Regions from separate parts of the Homo sapiens genome. Here region 2 is linked to region 1. Evidence: chromatin contacts called from ENCODE Hi-C data. All regions are on one chromosome and are shown on one strand. The core of a region is the stretch at or near the end of the contact, and the rest is flanking DNA. Distances in the headings are between cores, read along the strand shown.

The links. A loop is a pair of places that touch in the nucleus more often than their neighbours do. Pooled maps may share reads with other maps.
Region 2: a pooled map shows a loop between it and region 1 (23-fold over the local background). The contact joins two enhancer-like sites. A Hi-C loop is called at or near these places in 2 of 37 single-sample maps with no recorded cell type and 4 of 50 pooled maps.

The regions. Positions count from the first base shown.
Region 1 is chr6:11,370,768-11,377,455 of GRCh38, reverse strand. It overlaps a transcript of NEDD9 not described here. Among named protein-coding and RNA genes, the nearest start is that of NEDD9, 140 kb to the right of the region's middle. RefSeq lists an enhancer at 6,221-6,688. Within about 2 kb of position 3,100, at least 4 of the 41 ENCODE cell types and tissues checked have a DNase peak (open chromatin) inside an H3K27ac peak, as active enhancers do.
Region 2 is chr6:13,300,212-13,306,899 of GRCh38, reverse strand. TBC1D7-LOC100130357 (TBC1D7-LOC100130357 readthrough) reads left to right here. Exons shown (of 9, transcript NM_001318809.2): 7 at 373-502; 8 at 1,713-1,838. The coding sequence ends at 1,799. TBC1D7 (TBC1 domain family member 7) reads left to right here. Exons shown (of 8, transcript NM_016495.6): 7 at 373-502; 8 at 1,713-1,949. The coding sequence ends at 1,799. Among named protein-coding and RNA genes, the nearest start is that of TBC1D7, 25 kb to the left of the region's middle. RefSeq lists an enhancer at 3,750-3,799. Within about 2 kb of position 3,024, at least 33 of the 41 ENCODE cell types and tissues checked have a DNase peak (open chromatin) inside an H3K27ac peak, as active enhancers do.

The sequences.
Region 1 (6,688 bases), core at 1,851-4,350:
CTCCTTTGACTCCAAGTCCTACATTTAGGGCACACTGTTATAACAGTGGACTCCTAAGGCCTTGAGCAGCTCTGGCCCTGTGGCTTTGCAGGATGCAGCCCACATGGCTGCTCTCATGGGTTTAAGTTGAGTGCTTGTTGCTTTTCCAGTTAAAGGGTGCAAGCTGCCAGTGAATCTGCTATTCTGGGTTCTAGAGGGTGGCAGCCCCCTTTCCGCAGCTCCACTAGGTAGTGCCCTGGTGGGGACTCTGTGTAGGAGCTCCAACCCCACATTTCCCCTGGCATTTTCCTAGTAGAGTTTTTCTGTGGGGCCTCTGCCTCTGCAGTAGGCTTCTGCCTGAGCACCCAGGCTTTCCCATACATCCTCTGGAATCTAGGTGGAAGCCACCAAGCCTTCTTCACACTTGCGTTCTGAGCATCTGCAGACTTAACCCCATGTGGCAATCACCAAGGCTTATGGCTTGTGTCCTCCAGAACTGTGGCCAGAGCTGTACCTGGGCCCCTTTGAGCTGAGGCTGAAGCCAGAGTCTGAAGCTCAGCAGGGCAGTAGGGCCCTGGGCCTGGCCCCTGAAACCATTCTTTTCTCCTAAGCCTCTGGGCCTTTGATGGGAGGGGCTGTCCTCAAGATTTTTGAAATGCCTTTGGAGGGTTTTTGCCTTGTCTTGGATATTGGCTTCCTTTTAGTTATGCTCATCTCTCTAGCAAGTGAATGTTTCACAACCTGCTTGGATTCTTTCTCTACCACAGAGCCAGGCTGCAAATTTTACAAACTTTTACACTCTGTTTCCCTTTTAAATATAAATTTCAATGTTAAGTCACTTCTTTGCTCCCATATCTGATTTAGGTTGCTGGAAGTAGCCAAGTCACCTCTTGAATGCTTTGCTGCTTAGAAATTTCCTCTACTAGGTAGCCTGGGTCATCACTCTTAAGTTCAAACTTCCACAGATCCCTAGAGCATACAGTGCAACCAAGTTCTTTGTTAGGGCATAATAAGAATGACCCCATTCCATTTCCCAAAAACTTTCTCATTTCCATCTGAGACCTCATCAGCCAGAACTTCACTGTCCATATCTGTATCAGTATTTTGGTCACAACCATTTAACCAGTCTCTAAGAAGTTCCAAACTTTCCCTCATCTTCCTGTCTTTTTCTGAGTCCTTTAAACTCTTCCAGCCTCTCCCTTACCCCGTTCCAAAGTCACTTCCACATTTTCAGTTATCTTTATAGCAATGCTCCACTTCTCAGTACCAATTTTCAATTTTCTGTGTTAGTCCGTTTTGCATCACTATAAAGAAATACCCAAGGCTGGGTAATTTATAAAGAAAAAAAGTGGGGACCGGGCACGGTGGCTCACGCCAGTAATCCCAGCACTTTGGGAGGCCGAGACGGGCGGATCACGAGGTCAGGAGATCGAGACCACCCTGGCTAACACAGTGAAAGCCCGTCTCTACTAAAAATACAAAAAATTAGCTGGGTGTGGTGACGGGCGCCTGTAGTCCCAGCTACTCAGGAGGCTAAGGCAGGAGAATGGCATGAACCCGGGAGGCGGAGCTTGCAGTGAGCCGAGATCACGCCACTGCACTCCAGCCTGAGTGATAGAGTGAGACTCCGTCTCAAAAAAAAGAAAGAAAAAAGAAAAAAGGGTTGATTGACTTATGGTTCTGCAGGGTATACAGAAAGCATGGTGCTGGCATCTGCTTCGGGTGAGGCCTCAGGAAGGTTACAATCATGGCGGAAGGAGGAGCCAGCATATGACATGGCAAGAGAGAGAGAAAAGGACAGAAGGGAGAGGTCCCAGAGTCCTTTAAACAACCAGATCTTGGGTGCGTTAACTGAGTGAAAACTCACTCACCATCAAAGGGACAGCACTAAGCCACTCATGAGGGATCTGCCCCCATAATCCAATACCTCCTACTAGGCCCCACCTCTAACACTGTGGATCACATTTCAGCGTGAGATTTGGAGGAGACAAACATCCAAATTATATCACCTACCACAAAAGGAACTATTGTCTTAAAATTTTGTTAGTCATTCCCTTACTTTACTTTTTGATTGGCCTCCTAGGTCTAAGTGTATGCATAGACATATATGCATAGGTATATATACAATTTGCATATAGTCAATTTCTGCCTGTTTGGGAACTGTAAGTAAATATAATCATACATAAGCATTCTTCCAAGACTTGCTCTAGGGTCAACATGATATTTCTGAGTGTTATCCATGTTGATGCCAAGAGATGTTGATAATTCATTTTCACAGCTGTATAGTATCCTATTGCATGAATGTATGACAGTCTATCATTTCTATCAGTTGGCAGTGCTAAGTCATTGACAAAAATGATGGTTCAGAGTTAGGATTTCAAGAAGGCACAATTGCCACCAAATTTATCCCTGTTTCATGCACAAACTACTTGAGCAGAGAAGTGAAAATTTTGCCTCAAGTTAGAAGCAGGTTTTAGCTAGGGGACATCAAAGGAGGGAAGGGGTCTTAAATGGGAGAGGAAGAAAGGGCTAAAGTGACTCCCCAAGATTAAAAAATAAAAACAAAAAGAAAAAAAAGAATCTTCCTGGACAGACAATTTGTGACTGGGCTAGCCCATGCTGATTGTGGGCAAATTAAGGCTTTCACTCTCACTGTCACTTCCCCTCCAGATAAGCCCTTGGGGAAAAGTTCTATATGAATACTTAATTTACAAAAGTATTGTTCCCCAGACCAGCAGATTGGGTTCCATGAAGGTCCATCACTTTGCTTGATCCTGAAGAGAACCAAATTTCATATAGTGCTCATCTATAAGCTTCCTATTGATGTATTTTTTATATTCACCTTTTTCTATAGCATATGCGACTATGCAGCTACCACACAGTTATCAAATAGTAGTGTCCATGAACCTTTAGTAACCTTTGACTAGTTTCCATGACTCTGAAATTCCCCACCCACAGCTTCACTTGTAAAGAGTGGAAATATTTAGAGGAAGTGAGACTATCAGCAGCTCAGCCTCACCATGGGAAGCATTTTCTCCTCAAAGCACAGTAGTATGCTGGTGCCTTCTGTCACACTATCAGGACATGGCTTTAGCAAGTACAGTGTCCTCTCAGCACCTGTTCCTCATGCAGGTGCTTTGCATCATATAATCGTCGAAACATTAAGGAAGTAATGCTCTTTGTCACTCCACCGGAGTGGAGAAGTTAAAGTCAAGAGTGTACTTCAGGGGTTGTATCACTGGTTTGGCTTTAGTAGTTGTGAGGTCTTGATGGGTGAGAGTGATCCCTGGCAAATGACATATATTGATTGATTCATTGAGTGAGCAAAGGAGTAAGGTGGGTGTATTAGGGTTCTCCAGACAAACAGAACCAATGGAATGTGTGTGTGTATATATATACATATATATATAGAGAGAGAGAGAGAGAGAGAGATTTATTTTATGAAGTTGGTTCACACAATTATGGAGACTGGCAAGTCCAAAATCAGCAAGGCAGGCTGGCAAGCTGGAGATCAGGGAAGAACTGACATTGCTACTTGAGTCCGAAGGCACTCTGCTAGCTGAATTCCTTCTTGCTCTGTGGATGTCGCTCTTTTTTCTATTAAGGCCTTCAACTGATTGGAGGCCCACCTACATTATGGAAGGTCATTTGTTTTGCTCAAAGCCTACTCATTTAAATGTTAATCTTTTAAAGAAGATAGCTTTGCAGTGACATCCAGAAGAATGTTTGATCAATATCTAGGTACCTTGGCTTAGCCAAGTTAACACGTAAAATTAACCATCTCAGATACTGTATCCATTTCAGAAAATAATTTAGTAGATATTAATATTTATTGAACATCTGTTAAGGACTCTGTATGGGCCAGGCACCATATTAGGTGCTGGGGATTCAGCAGGAAAGCCAGCCAGACAAAATCCCTATTTTCAAGAAGCTTACATATGGAAGGGTGGAGGTTTGAGTAATTAAAACACTCGCAGTAGTTTTCATGCCTTCAAGAAGCACTGCAGATACAACTCAAGTCAATCAAATCCATTCTCCCATATACATATGGTATTGGGGTATAGTGAAAAGAGGAACAGAGGTTCTGACTTCCTGGACTTTGTCTTCTACTGAGGACCTCAGGTCTAAATTATATGATGACCATAGACACATTTTAACAATTATATACAACATGTTATTCATTATGTAGCTTTCAAAAGCACATATAATTCAGTTATAAAGGATGATGAAAATTAACAAATTGCATACAATTGTATTAAAAATAAAGTGACAAAGGTATTTTGTACATGATTATTTCATTTTCTTCATGAGTTTTTTTTTTTTAATTTTTATGGCAAAACAGTTCAAGGAACCACTTAACGAAGGTGTTTGATTTCAAAAGAATTGATTTGGGAAGACAGAACTGCTTGATGATGTCTGTTTCTTTGTTAGCTTTAAGTAACTGGTTTACTCAATTGGCCTCTTCCTTCATTGTGTTTTGGAGTTTTTTTGACTGAAGCAAAGACAAGCATTAAAAATAAAGACATTGGTTTATGTTGTTTAGAACTGAGAATCCATTTAAAAAAAATGAATTGGAGTATCTATGCCAGATTGCTCTTACATGATATATGTGGCCATGGGCAGAGGAGGGTTGCATTCTTAATTTATGCCCTGAAAGAATATCAGGCTTATTTCTCAAAAGGAAAAATACAAATGGCAAGCAGGTATATGAATAGGTGCTCAACATCACTGATCCTCAGAGAAATGCAAATCAAAACTACAATGAGATATCATTTCACCACAGTTAAAATGGCTTATATGCAAAAGTCAGGCAATAACAAATTCTACTGAGGATGTGAAGAAAAGGGAACCCTCATATACTGTTAGTGGGAATGTAAATTAGTATAACCACTGTGGAGAACAGTTTGGAGGTTCCTCAAAAAACTAAAAATAGAGCTGTCATATGATCCAGCAATCCCACTCACATATACCCAAAAGAAAGGAAATCAATATATTAAAGACATATCTGCAGTCCTGTGTTTATTGCAGCACTCTTCACAAGTGCCAAGATTTGGAAGAAACCTAAGTGTCCATCAACAAATAAATGGATAAAGGAAATGTGGTACATATACACAATGGAGTACTATTCACCCATAAAAAAGAATGAGATCCAGTCATTTGCAGCAACATGGATGGAACTAGTGGTCATTATGTTAAGTGAAATAAACCAGGCACAGAAAGACAAATTTCACATGTTCTCACTTACTTGTGGGAGCTAAAAATTAAAATAATTGAACTCATAAAGACAGACAATAGAGGGATGGTTACCAGGGGCTGGGAAGGGTAGCGTTGTGGGTGGGGGGGATTATGGGGGGCAGGTAGGGGAGATAGATAATGAGTACAAGTCATAGAAAGAATGAGTAAGACCTAGTATTTGCTAGCACAACAGGATGACCGTAGTCGAAAATAATTTAATTGTACATTAAAAAATAACTAAAATATTGTAATTGGATTGTTTGTAACACAGAGGATAAATGCTTGAGGTGATGGAGACCCCATGTACCCTGATGTGATTATTACACATTGCATGCCTGTATCAAAACATCTCATATAACCCATAAATATATACACCTACTATGTATCCACTGAATTTTTTTAAAAAGAAAAAAAACAGCCTTTAATTAGAATATTTGCATGTCACAGGCTAGGGCTAATAATCCAATTAAAGTTTTAGGTAAGGGCTGGAGGACACAGGGATGTGTAGCACACGTTGATGTACCTCAAAGAGGGGAATTCTTCTAAGAAAGCGTCATCACGATTTCTCACCTGTTATCTACAACCTTCAACCCATTGCTCTAAAAAATCTTACATTTGAGTTGAAGAAAGAACAAATACGTTTGTAAAACAAAAATCACATTTAAAAAATAGCTAAATATGTTGCTAAGTGAAAGAAGCCAATCTGAAAAAGCTGTATATTGTATGATTCTAACTAGAACGTTCTGGAAAAGATAAAACTAGGGTACCAGTAAAAAGATCAGGGGTTCCCAGGGACTGCAAGGAGGGAGGGATGAATAGGTGAGGCATGGAAGATTTGAGGGCAGTGAAAGTCCTCTGCGTGATACGATAGTGGTAGAAGCGTGTCACTGTGCATTTGCCCAATCCCATAGAATGTACACCACCAGGTGCGAACCCTACTGTCAACTATAGACTTGGGGTCATAATGATGTGTCAATGCAGGTTTATTGATTGTAGCAAATGTGCCAGTCTGTGGAGGGAGGTCGACAGTGGGAGAGCCTGTGTGCATGTGGGAGCAGGAGGTATATGGGAAATCTCTGTACCTTTTTCTCAATTTTGCTGTGAACCCAAAAGTGCTCTAAAAAATAGTCTTTTTTTAAAAGGAGCTAAGTGGCCTCTTTGATGTTCCCCCAGAAGGCCAAGAAAGTGCCCAACACCGGACGTTTGCACTGACAGTCCCTCTGCCTGGAAGGACCTTCTGGGAGATCCCTGCCAGGCTCCGTCCCCTTCCTCATTCAGCTCTGGGCCACAAGTCACCCAATCCGCCAGCCCTCCCTCACATGCCATGCAAAATGGCCACGGGGTCACCTCTGTCACCCTCCCCGTTGTCACCTGTCCTCAACACCACCCGACGCCGTGCAGACTGACGTACTGGCTTATGGTCTGTTTCTGCCTCTGAACCGTTGGCTCCGTGGGTGGGTGAAGGACGTTATTT
Region 2 (6,688 bases), core at 1,775-4,274, 1.9 Mb before region 1:
CCCTTAGTAGGCTATAATTATATTAGCATTATGGCATATTAGCAGAATATAAACCATTAGTTTAGGATTTTCTTTTTCTTCCTCAGAAATGTCAGGTTCACAACATGAGGGAATATGATTTTGGTAGATTCCTAGTGGAGCAGTAATTTTTAGTAAACTTTCCTTTCTCCTTCTAGTGCTGATTGTATCTAGAATAGATTTCAAATGGCTTCTGTATTTTGTTGTTGTTTTGGTGATTATTTCATAAAAGTTGTTCTTTGAAGCTTTTACATAAAATTGGAGCAATTTGATTTTATTTTGTAATTTGAGATGTCTAGGCTAAACATAATTCTGAAACTCATATAATTTGATTATATCTCCTTATTTTTGTAGGGTTTGGGATAAAGTTGTGAGTGGATCCTGTAAGATCCTAGTTTTTGTAGCTGTCGAAATTTTATTAACCTTTAAAATAAAAGTTATGGCACTGAACAGTGCAGAGAAGATAACAAAGTTTCTGGAAAATGTAAGTGTGCTTTGATTTGATTTTGAATCTGGAAATGAAGTTACCTTAGCAAGTCAGATTTTCCTGTTACATTAGATTATTTCAGAGAAATAATTACATGATTTTAGAGAAATAATACCTTAGAATGTTTCAGAGAATAATTATAATAATGATTATTTTAGGGAAATTATTTAAGAGAAATAATAATTTGATTTGATTTTGAATCTAGAAATGAAGTCACTTTAGCAAGTGAGATTTTCCTGTTACATTAGATTATTTCAGAGAAATCATACAGTGTATTTTTACATTATAAGAAACACTTTTCCCTGAAAAAGTTTGGCCTAAAGTTGGCCTGAGGGTTAGTTTGCATCCTGTCTTTGGGAAATGATGGTCTGAGACCATCTCGTGAATGTGTCCACTTAGAACCAGAGTCTCATCCTCCATGTGACTATCAGCAGGCATGTCAGGAAAAGGAATAGGTGGGATCTGTCATTTTACAATGAGTAATTTTTGTCAGTTCAAAAGGGGTTCTGTATTTTGGAGGATTTTGTAAGCCATTTCATTTCTGTTACTGTCTCTGGTGTAGTCCCAGTTGGGTTTATTAATATACAGTATTAACCTAGTATATTGCTGAAAAAGGCAATGGTAATGAAATTAACTTTTCCCTCGCTATGTATCTTGGAATACCCTTTACCAGGCAAGAAGTAGGATTAAAGAGACTTATGCCTGAATGATTTTCACAGAATCCAAAATCTATTCATTTTTAAAATAGTATTAACATTTGAAAAATGGCCTGGTAAATTATAATAAAGTACTGAGTCAATATGCGTTGAATAAATGAATAATCATCATTATAACCAGAGGTGGCTAGCAGTGCGAAGCCTGTGCTAAGTATTTTCCATGGGTTACCTCATGTCCTACTGTGAACAGCTCTGTGAAGTCAGGCTATCATTTCCCCCATTTTAGAGATGGGGATCTGAAACCCAGGTAGCTTAGGTAACCTGCCCGGGGGTGCACAGTTAGTGAGCAGTGCAGGATTTGAACCCAGGCAGGCTGACACTGGAGCCCTTTCATGTCCTCAGGTAGCATGTGACGCAAGTCTTTTATGCTGTCACTTTCTGAAAAACAGTGCAAACTCCCATGGAAGTGGATTTCATGCCACAGCGAATGAGGGAAGACACTGAAGTTGTCAACACTGAAATTTCACAAAGACTGATTTGCTTGCCCACAGATTCCCCAGGACAGCTCAGACGCGATCGTGAGCAAGGCCATTGACTTGTGGCACAAACACTGTGGGACCCCGGTCCATTCAAGCTGAACGCACCCGCTGGTTGTGGACCGTCTGCCAGGCACCACAGTGAGCATTGTGTTCTTGGCATGTGATCTGGGAAACTGATTGAATAATACACTTTTCTTGCTTTGGTGCTCAAAGTGGTTTTTTTCCCCCAATAAAATTATTTAATTGAAATGCCTGGTGTTGCTGTGTTGGCGAGCAGCATCTTGCAGTTACATAGAAATGTAAAGTTCATCTCTGAATAGCATTTCAAAAGGGTTGTTAGAAAATAGCTCCCTGATTTTAAAGCGGTTTAGTCAGGGTGAGTGGGTGTGTTAACCAGCAGTGCATAACTAAGCCTGCCCTGCCTGTCTCTAATTAGCACCAAGCTAGTTACTTTCAAGGTCTGTTTCTAGAATAAGAGTGACTTCCTTTTGTTGACACCTCAGATTTGGCTTTTGTTGATGCAATACGTGTTTAAATCCAAGCCAACTGCCTTCTGAGGCTTCATCTTGCTAAACAGGCTTTAAACAATTCCTTACTCTTTTTTCTCTTTGGGCCAGTTGGAATGAAACCATTATTGAACAAAATGTGTTTGAATTGCTCCTAGGAGCAAGTACTTGTTGGATATTTTGCTGCACTCACATTTTTCTTGATGGGGTGTTAAATGTGGGATGTTAGGGTGCACTGTGCCACGCACTAAAGCAGTGAGAGAAATGGCCGGTGAAGGTGAACAGCTCATCACCCCTGGGCCACCTTGTGCCACGTAAATGGCATGGCCACTCTTCACTGGATAGTTCCCGGCTTTGGGAGTAGTGAGTGAAAGGGGACCCTTTGTTTCACACCGGTTTAGCCTTCAGACCTGCAAGAGCCTGAGTGGTGAGTTGGATTTTCCACCCACCCCCTAAAAGACGAGGGCAGCTATGAACTTATAGAGGTACAATTCTGAGAATTCAGGCCCTCCTTAGTGTGTGAAATATCTGTTGAAAAAAAGTTCAGAGAAAGTGTGAGCTGTTGAAATCTGCTGCTTCTGAATACTAACATATCCAAGAGTATTTAATTTTTTAAAATAAAAATGCACTCCAAAGAAAAACCTTTTAAAGCAAAATTGCTGCCTAGAGTTAAAATTTTAATAAAAAATGACTTATTGCCAACCATTTATGCCGGAGCCAGGCAGGAGCGCTGGTACTCTTAGGGAGCAGGAAGGCTTAGGGGCTGAAGTTCCTCTGACTTCGCTGCTTTGGCTGGAGGCCAGCTGATCTGAAACGAAAGACTCTTACTGTACTGCTGAGAGATCTAAAAATAAATATTCTGCAAGTATATTCTGTCAAACCCAGTTTGGTAAAACCTTTCTGGCTGTAGGGTGTGGGGCGGCGATTTTTTCTTGAAGTTAGTCAATCTGAGAGTTTTTATTAAAACACTGATTGGCGGAATGATTTTTTTAAGGCCCATCCTGAGAAAGTGGTGGATGGAGAGGATGAGCATCCAGTTTCGCTTCATAGCAGAATTTCACTTTGCTGAGAGCTGAGTGTTTTGAAAATGTTTGTGCCTGCTGTCTTGGGTGAGGAGCGCAGTTCCTGATAAAAATACATCCATATGCCTTTTCTTCAAAACATTTTGTCAGGATACTGCAGAATTTTTCCTTCATATATTACAACCCACGGTTCCTGTCACAGACTATTGCGGCTAAAATGTGAGATTCTTCCTCGCCCTTGGAAAGCTGGAATTTAACATGATCAAATTTAGTTTCTGCTCTTTCCCGTCTAGAGATTTGCCTTAAACACAGATGAGAGAAGATCTCAGTCCTCTTGGCCAGGAGAAAGGAAGGCCGAGGAAGGTTGGAGAGTGTGTGTGTGTTGGGGGTGTGGCTTTGGCCTGCTGACAAATCGAATGGATGGATTGCGTCGAGGTATAATTGTGTAGAGGATTGTGTGTACACAGGCTTGTGTGTCAAGGCTGTTTCAGGAAATGAGGTCAGGGTTCATGAGAATGAAGCACTTTCTTTGTTAATGGAAAGTTCGCCTGAAAATTATGAGGCAACACTGAAATCATATGATGCGCTGAAGGAGCTCCGAGGACCTTCTTGCACTGTAGCTCTGGGTATGACAGGCACTTGCCCTGTCTTGAATTGCATAAGTTTCCTGTCATGTGGTTATCACGTCCCTATGGTGACTCAAGGTTTTGGTGTTTTCTGTCTGAAAATGAAGAACCTGGAGGGAAGCCAGTGGGGATGAGGAGGGTAAGCAAAGAGCTTAGATGCCCAGGACCAGATCCTAAAATGAGTCACTGGCTCACATGGCCCAAGTGACAGCGCCTGCTCGAGCTCTGTGACCGTAAGCAGCAGAGTGACATCCCAAGTTCTCCAGCCAAGGCAGCCTTTGGGGAGCCTGGTGAGGGGTGTGGGGTGTGGACAGTGAATCTGCCCGGGTCACATAAGGTCAGCAGCCTTTGTCTTTAGCTGGGTGTTTTGGGTCTAGAAGGGCCAGAAGGTGCTTTCCTCTGCCCTTGACAGAGAGGGAAAGGAGTGTGGGAATTTGGGGAGCAGGAGTTGGTGGCATCTCCTCTGTTGGTGAAAACAAAGAGCCGTTTCTCCTTGAGACTGTGTGCCAAATGAAACTGTCCGTGGCTCTTGGCACAAGCCGTGGCTCCTAGATCAGCTGATGTTCCTCCAGAGCTGGCACCAGTTTGAGTAGGAGGGAGGGGTGATGGATGGCGGTGTGGAGAACAGAGGGTGGTAGTGATTTCTGGGGGACCACGGTGGGGGTGCTGGCCTTTCATGGCTTTCCCGACCAGTCGCCCTTTCCACTTTGGTCCCTCTGTCAGCCTTGCCTTGGGGAGGTTAAAAAGTGAGTGGACAGTTTCTAGATGAGGTGATAACTCCCCATAAGGGGAGCCCCCTCCCAGGGGCTGATTTTACTCCAGGACAATGACAAAGGGAGTTGGAGAATGTCATCAGAGAAGGACACACAAGAATCCTAGAAGCTCATCCTAAGCACAACTCCAAATTGAATGTCATAGCAAGCGCTTAAGGTTCACATCTCCAACTCATACCTAATACTGAGGTTTTCCTTTGCAGTTTACCAGGAACTTACATGGCAGGCACTCGGGACTGCCAGAGCTCACGCTAAGCACTGGCTTTATCACAGAGTCACTTCCTGGTCTTCTCCATCATCCTTTCCTAGAGTCTTAATAAGTAGCAAGCTGGTGCTTGCTGGACATTTTAGCATCTCTCTTTTCCCTGCTTCTGCCTGCCCTCTGGACATAATACTAAGAAGATTTGAGAGGGGGGCAGCAAAGAGGAGAAGCTTTGGAAGATTCACTCCTAAACATCAGGTGGCTGCACGCTATACCGCAGTGGGCCTGCATTCCCACCTCCCGTTTCTCCCTCCTCTGACCGATATGTTTGGTTCATTTGTCTTTTTATTTGTTTTCATTCAATCACAAAATATATGTGAATACAGTCTTAATTATGGGCCAGGTACTGAGCTTAATTGCTGAACAAGACATGGTATCTGCCCTCTCGGAGTGTACAAGCATGCAGGGAAGACATATTTAACAGATAGATGTTTTGTTCCAGACATCTTTAGTAGAAACTCTCAACTCCTGTGCTGCCACACCAGGGAGAAGGTGGACTGAGTCTGTCCAGAAGCTCCAGAGGAAGGGTAGAATTGCTGTGAGATGTGTGATTCTGTGTCCCCTTCACTTAGTAATGGAAGAGGTGACAGGAAGAGCCTTGGACCGGGCAGGGGGCATGAGCATCTGCCCCACTCACTAGTTTTGCAAACCAAGCCAATCACTCAGTCTGTGTCTTGGTTTCCCCATCATCAAACAGTGATTCTGTGACATCCCTCCCTCCCCAGCGTGCTTGTGAGCATCACATGAGTTGGCTGTGAAAGCACTTTTAGAAGCATGGAACTCTGGATATTTAATATTTTCAAGAGCATCATTTGCAAGAGTGTGGCTAGGCACTGTCTCTGTTTGAATCTACCGTATGCTTGGAGGCCTAACTCAGCTCTGCCTTCTCTGAAAATTTGTTAACTGCCAAGCTCAAAGTGCATTTTCCTAACTCTGAGCTTCTGTAACATTTCAGGGACCACTCATTTAGCAATAATTGTTTGGAAGTCTCTTGTTCGGTTGTCTTGAACTTTTATTAAGTGTTCCATGTGGTTTCCCTCTAAGATGCAAGATTCTTGAAGCCAGGGGCTGCCTTTAGCACACCCGAGGCACTGGCAGATTCAGTGTCTGGCGAGGGCCCTCTGTGTGGTTCATAGATGGTGCCTTCCTGCTGTGTCCTGGTGGAAGGAATGAACTCTGCTCTTTCAGCCCGTTACAAGCGTCCTAATCCCATGCATGAGGAACCACCCCAAGACCTCACCACCTTCCAAAGGCCCCACCTCCAAATACCATCACCCTGGGGGCTAGGATTTCAGCACACACATTTTAGGGGAAGACAAACATTGAGACTAATACATTGGTTTAGAATGATCTGTTTACGTCCCAGATTTATGTGACCTCTTTGAGGTTAGTGGTAATGACTTATTCTTTTTTTCGTTCCCCCAGTGTCAAGCACATCTCCTAGCCCACGTGGGCTCTTCATGAATATTTGTTGAATATGGGAAGGCCTGGTTCAGCATTAAGACGCCTCCATTGACAAGTAATAGAGTTGTTCTGAAGCACGCTTGCTTAAAGGAGATTTTATTATAGGATGCAGGGGTGAGGCTGAGAACCTAAAGAGGGAGGGCTTGGAGTCTGGGATGGGACTAAAGAGACCCTGGACCCTCTCGTCCTCTTATCTATGATCCACACAGTGTGTGGGCTCTGTCTAGAGTCTGTGTCTCTGCAGTCTGGATCACTCTGGTAGAAGATGCCCCACCCTAAGACGCTAAATGTATACATTACAGGTCCAGCCTCTGGAGACAGAGTTTCGTGACGCA